Regions from separate parts of the Homo sapiens genome. Here region 1 is linked to region 2. Evidence: chromatin loops called from intact Hi-C (ENCODE). Cell type or tissue: Panc1. All regions are shown on one strand. Each heading gives the region's core, and the rest is flanking DNA. Links, peaks and the distances in the headings are about the cores only. Region 1 overlaps VSX2 (visual system homeobox 2). Region 2 overlaps LIN52 (lin-52 DREAM MuvB core complex component).

Region 1 (5,376 bases), core at 290-5,289, 140 kb after region 2:
GGCCCAGATGGACCGCTGGAGCATACACCCCTGCTGGGCCAAGCCAAGAAACCCCTGCATGTCTGAAGTCTACTGTCTGATGTCTGATGAGAACCTGCGATGTAGACGCGGAAAGGCAGACACACCTACTTCCAGTCTTTGTTTCACTGCCAGCAAGCCAAACCCTGAGTCTGAAATTACTCATTTGTAAGATAATAATATTTTTTCATAATGCTAACTTAATAAAAACAGTGTTGTTACTGGCATTTATTAAGTACTCACCATTGTCCCAGATATTAAGTGCTTTCCATACCTCGTTTCTTCTCTTTTTCTTCTTTTTTTTTAGAGACAGGGTCTCACTGTGTCACCCAGTCTGGAGTGCAGTGGTGTGATCTCGGCTCACCGAAGCCTCTGCCTCCCAGGCTTAAGCAATTCTCCTGCCTCAGCCTCTTGAGTAGCTGGGACTACAGGTGCCCACCACCATGCCTGGCTAATTTTTGTATTTTTAGAGAGACGAGTTTTTGCCACGTTGGCCAGGCTGGTCTCGAACTCCTGACCTCAAATGATGCACCCACCTCAGCCTCCCAAAGTGCTGGGATTACAGGTGTAAACCACCATGCCCGGCATGCTTCATTTCATTTAATCCGTAACAGACAAATTAGTTAGCTGTCATTCCTACACCCATTTTCTAGATGAAGAAACTGAGGGGCTGAGAGGTAAAGTAAGACTGGGATTCAAACCCAGTACTCAGCTACCGTGACATGAGATCCTATGAGATAGACATGAATGCCTCTCTATACAAACTGTAATAATGCAAAGAACAGTGATGACAAACCAGTCCCAGCAGAAAGGCATGATGATTTCCTCTGCCTTTGTGTTTGGAGAGTAAACACGTCCTCACTCCACATCGCTCTGGGCTGGAGGTGGAGGATTATGGTGCAGTGTTGGGGAAAGAAAAGCTTCTATGTCTCCACATCAGACTCAGGCACACCGTCTTCTTTGTGTCTTAAATAAATAAATAAATAAAACGCTGGTGCCTGTGATCCCAGCATTTTGGGAGCCTAAGGTCGGAGGGTCACTTGAGGCCAGGAGTTTGAGACCAGCCTGGGAAACATGGCAAAACCTCATCTCCACAAAAAATACAAGAATTAACAGGTGTGGTGACACATGCTGGTCCCAGCTACTTGGGAGGCTGAGGTGGGAGGATTACTTGAGTCCAGGAGGTCAAGGCTGCAGTGAGCTGTGATCGTGCTACTGCACCTCAGCCTGGGTGACACAGCAGAATCCTGTTTCAAAAAAAAAAAAATTTTTTTTTTTAAATGCTAGGATATGGCATTCTGGAAGTCCCTGCCAGCTATCAGCCCTGGGGAAGAGAAGGTGGGTTTCCAGACTGACTTAATTTCCTCTGAGGGGTCACTTGTTACTAGAATTGTGAGGGCAGGCTACATATATATTCATGTGTTTATTTTTTTTTCTAAGATGTGCTTGTTATAAAATGCAAACATTACAGAACTATGAATGTTCGAAGTAAACAGAGACTACATTTCACCCCTCTTAGAAGTCTCGTGTATGTTGAAGGCTGAGGTTTAGATTCTCTGCCGAGCACTGTGTGACTTTGCCTCTTCTAAAGTGGCCCCTGCCTAAGGGTAGGGAACAAAGTATTAGTGGGTCATATTCCAGAATTAAGAAGATGGGTGCTTGAGTAGGGAAGGGTTTGTACAGATCTCATCTCAGGATGGTTATTAGAATCACCAGGGCAGATTTTTTTTTTCTCGGCTCATTGCAACCTCCGCCTTCTGGGTTCAAGCAATTCTCCTGCCTCAGCCTCCAGAGTAGCTGGGACTACAGGTGCGCACCACCACGACTGGCTAATTTTTGTATTTTTAGTAGAGACAGGGTTTCACCGTGTTAGCCAGGATAGTCTCGATCTCTTGACCTCGTGATCTGCCCGCCTCGGCCTCCCAAAATGCTGAGATTACAGGCGTGAGCCACCGCGCCAAACCCCAGGGCAGATTTTTAAAATGCCCATGCGCTCCCCCGGCCAACACCCAGCAATTCCGATTTAATTGGTTTAAAATCAAACATCTTCGGCAGGTCACAGTGGCTCACGTCCGTAATCCCAGCACTTTGGGAGGCCGAGGCGGGTGGATCACTTGAGGTCAGGAGTTCGAGACCAGCCCGACCAACATGATGAAACCTCGTCTCTACTAAAAATACAAAATTACGCCGGGTACGGTGGCTCACACCTGTAATCCCAGCACTTTGGGAGGCCAAGGTGGGCAGATCACCTGAGTTCAGGAGTTCAAAACCAGCCTGGCGAATATGGTGAAACCCCGTCTCTACTAAAAATACAAAAATTAGCCGGGCATGATGGCGGATGCCTGTAATCCCAGCTACTCAGGAGGCTGAGGCGGAAGAATAGCTTGAACCCGGGAGGCGGAGGTTGCAGTGAGCCGAGATCGCGCCATTGCACTCCAGCCTGGGCAACAAGAGCGAAACTCTGTCTCAAAAAAGCAACAAAAACAACAACAAAAAATCAAACCTCTTCACGTTGGCATTTGTATGCTTTTAAATCTCTCTAGGTGATTCTGTGTGCAGTGAATGTAAACACACTGGGTTGGAGGCTCAGGAGAGGGTTGTTTCTGTTCTGAGTGGGTTAATATGAGTGGAAGAAAGTGGCGTTTTGGGTGGCAGGGGTTTGGGGTGAGGAAGGAAATGGAATGTCAGTGCTCAGGCAAGAGGCTGTCTGGAAATGTGGTCGGAGCTGCCCCCTAGTGGGTAACAGAGGCTGCAGCAAGACTCCACTTGTCTGAGCCTTAGGCTGGGCTGCACAGAGCGCGCTGCAATAAACCGCGGGCGAAGTGCTGAGTGGGTGCAGAGTGTGAAGCCCTTAAGTCACGCCAGCGATGAGCCCAAATTCATCAGCTTCCAGCCAGAGGGGAAGAAAGAGACTGGGGGAAAGTGATGGACGCTCACCTGATGGCATGTGGCAAGATGGCAGGGCAGGGCCTGAGGTAGCGAGGAGACCAGAATGTGCAAAGGGCATCTGTCATGCACAATGTCTCCTTCAGGAGGTATTTAGGAGGGCGATCCTGGAAGGACTGCAGAGGGTCTCCTGGGAGATGATTGAGGGATGGAACCCTGGGCATGTTTTCTGGTGGCGATGCCAGGGCGGGAGCTTGCAGGACAGCAGCTATGTGATGATGCAGAGACAAGAGGAGGTGTGAGGCATGGCCTCGGCTGTTCCTGCTGATTGCCCACGTCGAGAAAGAGCTGACAGGGTTTCCTGGCCTGCTAGCTGTGCCTTTGCATCCACTTGGCAAGAAGTCCTTCCCTGGGCCCAGTCTTTCCTTCGAGGCACAGGCACATTCTGTGCCTGCTGTGGAGGCACCTGCCAGACAACTGTGGACAGCCACAGTCTTTCCACACAACCTGGGCTTTCTTTTCTTTCTTTTTTTTTTTTTTGAGATGCAGTCTCCCTCTGTTGCCCAGGCTGGAGTGCAGGGGCACGATCTCGGCTCACTGCAACCTCTGCCTCCCGAGTTCAAGCGATTCTCCTGCCTCATCCTCCTGAGTAGCTGGGACTACAGGCTTGCACCACGACGCTCACCTAATTTTTGTATTTTTAGTAGAGACGGGGTTCCACCATGTTGGCCAGGGTGGTCTCGATATCTTGGCCTTGTGATCCACCCGACTCGGCCTCCAAAAGTGCTAGGATTACAGGCATGAGCCACTGCGCTTGGCCAACCTGGGCTTTCTGATTGCTGCTGGGGTATCACTGCTGATACCTCTGAGGAGAAATGTATCAAGAAACCCAGGCTTGTCCAGGGGTGGTGGCTCACACCTGTAATCCCAGCACTTTGGGAGGCCTCGGAGGGCGGATCACCTTGAGGTCAGGGGTTCGAGACCAGCCTGGCCAACATGGTGACACCCTGTCTCTACTAAAAATACAAAAATAAGCCGGGCATGGTGGCGGGTGCCTGTAATCCCAGCTACTCAGGAGGCTGAGGCAGGAGAATTGCTGGAACCTGGGAGGCAGAGGTTGCAGTGAGCCAGGATCGTGCCACTGCACCCCAGCCTGGGTGGCAGAGTGAGACTCCATCTCAAAAAAAAAAAAAAAAAAAGGAAAAGAGAAACCCAGGGTCATTCCCAAACTGGAAGGCCCTCCCAACTCACTTTGTCCTGGGACTCCAAATCTGGTGGCCCTGGGTGTCACTTTGGGCCCCTTTTCAGGCACCTGGCACCCTGACTGAAGTATAAGGCAGGGCTCTAGTCCTCGCTGGCACCTTGACGCAGGGTCTTCTGAAGAGCTTGGGACCAGACTCCCATGTGAGAGGAGCAGTCTCTTCTAGAAAGTGAGCGGTCAGGAAAGTGAGTGAGAGAGGGATCAAAGGAATATTGTGGGTTTGTCAGAACCAACAGTCCACCTAGAAAAAGGAGCCTAAATGCTGAGAAGACATATCAAAGGTGGGAGATAAAATGATAGGGTTTTACGTGAAAGGTATCCTAGAACATTTGCTAGAAAGCAAAGCTTGTTGCACATCTGTCCACAGAATTCATCAAGCATCAGGCCAGTGTGTTTCAGTTATCACTATGTGGCAGGCATTTCCCACACGCTGTTTAATTTCCACCAGAAACCTGCAGAGAGGTGGTGTCACAGGGCAGGTAAGGAATGGGAAGCTCAGAAAGGTTAAGAAATGCACTTGGCTGGGTGTGGTGGCTCACGCCTGTAATCCCAGCACTTTCGGAGGCCGAGGCTGGCTGATCACCTGAGGTTGGGAGCTCAAAACCAGCCTGGCCAACATGGTGAAACCCTGTCTCTACTAAAAATGCAAAATTAGCCAGGCATGGTGGCACAAGCCTGTAGTCCCAGCTACTCAGGAGGCTGAGGCAGGAGAATCGCTCGAATCTGGGAGGTAGAGGTTGCGGTGAGCTGAGATCGCGCCATTGCACTCCAGCCTGGGCAACAAGAGCGAAAATCCGTCAAAAAAAGAAAGTAAAGAAAAGAAAAGAAAAAGAAATGCACTCATAGCCACAAAGGCACCTAGAGGCAGAGCAGAAATCCCCAGTCTAGGGCTTCTAGCTGCTGCACCACAGTCCACTCACAGGGAGTATGGGCACTGTGTAGGTGTTCCCCTGTACTGGAGCCTTAAGGGCTTGGGATGTATTAGAAATGTGGGGAGAGGCCAGGCGTGGGGGCTCACGCCAGTAATTCCAGCAATTTGGGAGGCCAAGGCGGGCAGATCACCTGAGGTCAGGAGTTCAAGACCAGCCTGGCCAACATGGTGAAACCCTGACTCTACTAAAAATACAAAAAATTAGCTGGGCGTGCTGCCAGGTGCCTGTAATCCCAGCTACTTGGGAGGCTGAGGCAGGAGAATCACTTGAACCCAGGAG
Region 2 (5,376 bases), core at 182-5,181:
TCCAGGTTCTCAAAAACTTATGCCTGTGTTTTCTTTTAAGAGTTTTATAATTTTAGATTTAGGTCTTTGATTCATTTTAAGTTAATTTTTATATTTGGTGTGAGATAGGGATCTAAATTAATTCTTTCGCATGTGGATATCCAGTTTTCTTAGCATCGTTTGTTGAAAAGACTATCCTTTTTCTATTGAATTGTCTTGACATCCTTGTAAAAAATCAGTTGGCAGCCAGGCATGGTGGCTCACACCTGTAATCCCAGCACTTTGGGAGGCCAAGGTGGGAGAATTGCTTGAGCCCAGGAGTTTGAGACAAGCCTGGGCAACAAAGTGAGACTCCATCTCTACAAAAAGATTAAAAATTAGCCATACATGGTGATGTGCACCCATAGTCTCACCTACTCAGGAGGCTGAGCCTGGGAGGTTGAGGCTTCAGTGAACCATGATCACACCTCTGCACTCCAGCCTGGGCTATAGAGAGAGACCCTGCCTCAAAACAAAAAAAATTGGTTGGCCGTAAATGTGAAGGTTTATTTCTAGACTCTCATTCTATTCCATTGATGTAATCTCTATCCTTATGCCAGTAATTCACTTTCTTGCTTACTGTAGCTTTGTAGTAAATTTTGAAATTGGGATGTGTGAGCTTTCCAACATCAACAATGTTTTGCAATTTTCAAAGCACAAATATTATACTTCATTTGTTAAATTTTTTCCTAAGTACTTTATTCTTTTTGATGCTATTATAAATGGAATTGTTGTCTTAATTTCATTTTCAGTTTGCTCATTGCTACTACTGAGAAATAGAATTAATTTTTGTATATTGATCCTGTATTCTGCAACTTCGTTGAACTTATTTCTTTAGTTCTAATAATGTTTTAGTAGATTATTTATAATTTTCCATATACAGAATTGTCATTTGCAAAGAGAGACAGTTTTACTTCTTCATTTCCATTCTGACTGCCTTTAAATTAATTCTTTTTCCTAATTGTCCTGGCTAGAAATCCCAGTACAGTGTTGAATAGACGTGGCAGGAGTGGACATCCTTGACTTTTCCTGATCTTTGGGAGAAACCCACAGTGTTAGCTGTGGGCTTTTTGTAGATGTGCTTTAATGTAAATAAGGTAACACTGAATATATTACCTTCTAAAAAAGCTTTGAGGAATTTAGCTTACTTTGATATAAGTAGTTGCTTCTGCTGATTAATCATATAATTCTGTACGTTCATGTAGCAGTTTAATGGGACTGTTATTTGGCTAAATTTTATCACTGTTGTTTTTTAAAAGCAACATTTCACTGTAAAAAGATTGAGAGGGATGCCAAGCGGGGATGATTGCTTGAAGCCAAGTGTTTGTAACCAGCCTGGGCAACAAAACGAAGACTCCATTCTCTAAAAGAAAGACCCCATCTCTAAAAGAAAAAGATTAAGGCCAGTGTGGTGGCTCACGCTTGTAATCCTAGCACTTTGGGAGGCTGAGGTGGGCAGATAACCTGAGGTCAGGAGTTTGAGACCAGCCTGGCCAACATGGTAAAACCTTGTCTCTACAAAAATTAGCTGGGCATGGTGGCGCACGCCCATAGTCCCAGGTACTCAGGAGGCTGAGGCAGGAGAATCGCTTGAACCTGGGAGGCAGAGGTTGCAGTGAGCCGAGATTATGCCACTGCACTCCAGCCTGGGTGACAGAGCGAGACTCCATCTCAAAAAAAAAAGGAGGCCAGGCATGGTGCCTCACGCCTGCAATCCCAGCACTTTGGGATGCCAAGGCAGGCAGATCACGAGGTCAGGAGATCGAGACCATCCTGGCTAACACAGTGAAACCCCGTCTCTACTAAAAATACAAAAAAAGTTAGCCGGGCGTGGTGGTGGGCACCTGTAGTCCCAGCAACTTGGGAGGCTGAGGCAGGAGAATGGCATGAACCTGGGAGGTGGAGCTTGCAGTGAGCCGAGATCGCGCCACTGCACTCCAGCCTGGGTGACAGAGCGAGACTCCGTCTCAAAAAAAAAAAAAAGATTAAGATGTCTCCATTCAAAACTTAATACTTTATCCCATTAATCTACATTGATGAAGTTATCTATACAACTTTACTATTTGGTACTTTATTTGATGGTAGTAACTAAGAAAAACTGCTTTCAAGAAGCAGAAGTTTCCACAGCACTAGCCTGTGGTACTAGACTTCTCCACCCTCTGGGCATGTGATTTGCAAAAAAGTGATCATTTACATTTAGAAGTTGTTTCCCATCTAGATAAAATTCTAAACAGTTCTTTTGATTTGTAATTTTAATATATAAAGGAGGGAAGGGAGAGTATAACTGTGATTCTTACACCTTTTTGTTTTTTTGGAGACAGGGTCTCTGTTGCCCAGGCTAGAGTGCGGTGGTGCAGTCATAGCTCACTGCAGCCTTGACCTCCCAGGTTCAAGCAATCCTCCCAGCCCAGCCTCTCGAGTAGCTGGAACCACAGGACAGTGCCACCATGCCTGACTGATTTTTTTTTTTTTTTAATTTTTATTTTGTAGAGATGGGGTCTCCCTGTGTTGCCCAGGCTGGCCACATCCTCCTAGGCTCAAGCAATCCTCCCGCCTCAGCCTCCCAAAGCACTGGGATTATAGGTGTGAGCCACCATGCCCTGCCCCTGGTATTTATTTATTTATTTATTTATTTATTTATTTATTTATTTATTTTTGTGGGCTGACATCAGAATTATTTGTCTGGCTTCCCTTATTAGGCCAATTAAGTCCTACCTCTCATAGAACTAAATTAATAGTCCTTGACTGAGGAGAAAAATCATCTAGCCTTTAACCTCTAGATGGCAGCATGAGTCTTTCTGTACCACTAACAGAAAGACTACCCACATCTCTTGAACTGGATTTTTGATCTATGTAAAAACTTGTTGTGATTTTTTTTCTTTTTTTCTTTTTTTTTGTTTTGAGATGGAGTTTCGCTCTTGTCGCCCAGGCTGGAGTGCAATGGCGTGATCTCAGCTCACCGCAACCTCCGCCTCCGTGGTTCAAGCTATTCTCCTGCCTCAGCCTCCCGAGTAACTGGGATTACAGGCATACGCCACCACGCCAGGCTAATTTTGTATTTTTAGTAGAGATGGGGTTTCTCCATGTTGGTCAGGCTGGTCTTGAACTCCTGAACTCAGGTGATCCGCCCACCTCGGCCTCCCAAAGTTCTGGGATTACAGGCATGAGCCACAGCACCTGGCCCCTTCTTGTGATTTTTACCAGACTACTTGCCTAGCTTTGTTGATACCTTGTTGATTTTTATTTTTAGCTTTTTGTTTTTCTTTTTTATCTCTTCATCTTTTTTTACATATTTCCTTGTTTGTTTGTTTTTTTTTAAATTTTTTTTTGAGACAGGGTTTCCCTCTGTTGCCCAGGCTGGAGTGTAGCAGCACAATCTCGGCTCACTGCAACCTCTGCCTCCGGTTCAAGCGATTCTCCCACTTAGTAGAAAAAAATTCTAAAAATGTGGTTAATTCAATAGTTTTTATATCTGCATATAAGACCCTAAAAATGGGTTAAGTTCTCTTGTCTCAATACTTTCCCCTACCAGTGACTTATCTTGTATCCTTGGACTCTGTTGGTTTTCATGTGGTATCAGGCAATGCTCTATTACATTAAACAGGAATGTTAGCTAAAGTTGATGAAACTACATTGGACTAATTAGTCCTTCAAGAAAAATTTAATTGTTTTAAAATAAAGCTTTCAAATATTTAGCCATTTTGAATAACAAAAGAATGAAGTGTCCTGTTCAGCAACTGTTTGGGTGACTACTTCATACAAGGCTATGTAGGGGATAGGAAGATAATTACTGCCCTCTTGTAGATTAAAATCTAGTAGGAAAGGAAGATAAGACAACTAAGGTAAATGATTCTTAAAAAAATATAGAGGAGAAAAGCTCTATGAGAGTACAAAGAACTATATGGATGGGGGAGAAGAGGCAATTGCATTAGATTGCTACAGGAGTGGCAGATAAACTTCATTTTATTTAGTTAAGACCTGCCTAGGACCATTGAATTGAGAAAGATTTTGAGAGGGAGCCTAGATTCAGAGAAGGCAATTAGTGATGTCTGTTATAGACAAGGGAAATGAGTATGGTAATATTTGCAATTTCTGGAACATTGGAAATAAACCTGGCCAGGTGCGGTGGCTCACGCCTGTAATCCCAGCACTTTGGAAGGCTGAGTTGGGTGATCACCTGAGGCCAGGAGTTTGAGACCAGCCTGGCCAACATGGTGAAACCCCGCCTCTACTAAAAATACACAAATTAGCCAGGCGTGGTGGCGGGCGCCTGTAATCTCAGCTACCCGGGATGCTGAGGCAGGAGAATGACTTGAATCTGGGAGGCAGAGGTTGCGGTGAACTGAGATGATGCCACTGCATTCCAGCCTGGGCAACAGAGCAAGACTCTGTCTCAAAAAAAAGGAAGGAAGGAAAGAAAGAAAACCTTAAAGAACACAAAGATGGGTAGAAATGGAAAGGGAGCATATTCTAGGTAGAGTGAATGTTAAAGAGTTTGAAAGCAACAGCTCTGCTCAAGGAACGGTGCGAGTGGTTGAATCTAGACCCCAGGTTATGTTAGGTCTCATAATGACTAAGACTAGGAAGGAGATAGAGGGGCCAGACTGAGGAGGGCCTTGAACTCCAGGGGTCAAGGAGTTATTCTCAGTGGTAGTAGGGAGCATGTGAAATGTTCTTTAAAAAGTATCTTAATGCTGTCAAATTAACTGTGTGTGTTGTAGATGGTTTGGGGAGACCCTTTACTAAAAGAGATTTTACTACAATTTTTTTTATTGTAAAAATAAAGAAGAAAGTAAAAAAAAGAAAACCACCAACAAACCATAGCCTTACCACTGAGAGATAACCACTATTAACATTTCATGTGTTTCCTGGCCCCACTTTTAGTCCCTTTATGTGTCTATGTGTGTGTTTATATGTATACTTGCATCCATTCATGTACCATGTACACAGATAATGCTATTTTTCTTTCTTTTCTTTTTTTTTTCTTTTCTTTTCTTTTTTTGAGACAGGGTCTCCCTCTGTCACCCAGGCTGGAGTGCAATGGTGTGATCTTGGCTCACTGCAACCCCTACCTCCCGGGCTCAAGCAAGTCCCCCACCTCAGCTTCCCAAGTAGCTGGGACTACAGGTGTGAGCCACAGCGCCCGGCCAGAAATGCTTTTTTAATATAACTGAGATTAGTGTGTGTGTGTGTGTGTGTGTGTGTGTGTGTGTGTGTAGTTTTAACTTGTGCTTTAAAAAATTTTATTCTATCTTAAGCATTTTCCTGTGTCATTAAAAGTTCTACCACTGAAGATTTTTGAATAGGAAAGATACACACCTTTAGGAGGCATTGGTGCACAGGATAGAGTAGGATGGT

What was found. Hi-C counts contacts between places; a loop is a spot of excess contacts. Peaks named below come from ENCODE experiments on the same cell type or tissue, not always from the same donor. Only the 100,000 strongest peaks of a DNase experiment are listed, where the experiment ranks them.
Region 1: a loop joins it to region 2, with 12 times the contacts of the local background. A loop is called at or near these places in 103 of 110 quality-filtered maps.

What each region holds. Positions count from the first base shown.
Region 1 is chr14:74,248,965-74,254,340 of GRCh38, forward strand. All of the region lies in intron 3 of VSX2 (visual system homeobox 2), which reads left to right. Among named protein-coding and RNA genes, the nearest start is that of VSX2, 12 kb to the left of the region's middle. RefSeq lists a silencer at 2,664-2,823. In Panc1, for the core only: CTCF peaks have their summits at 2,755 (motif pointing left) and 2,980; a DNase peak (open chromatin) is centred at 2,737; H3K4me3 peaks cover 403 bases; H3K27ac peaks cover 240 bases.
Region 2 is chr14:74,108,979-74,114,354 of GRCh38, forward strand. The region is part of intron 5 of LIN52 (lin-52 DREAM MuvB core complex component); the gene reads left to right. The region is part of intron 1 of LOC105370563 (a long non-coding RNA gene); the gene reads right to left. Among named protein-coding and RNA genes, the nearest start is that of LIN52, 27 kb to the left of the region's middle. In Panc1, for the core only: CTCF peaks have their summits at 2,811 (motif pointing right) and 3,011; a DNase peak (open chromatin) is centred at 2,773.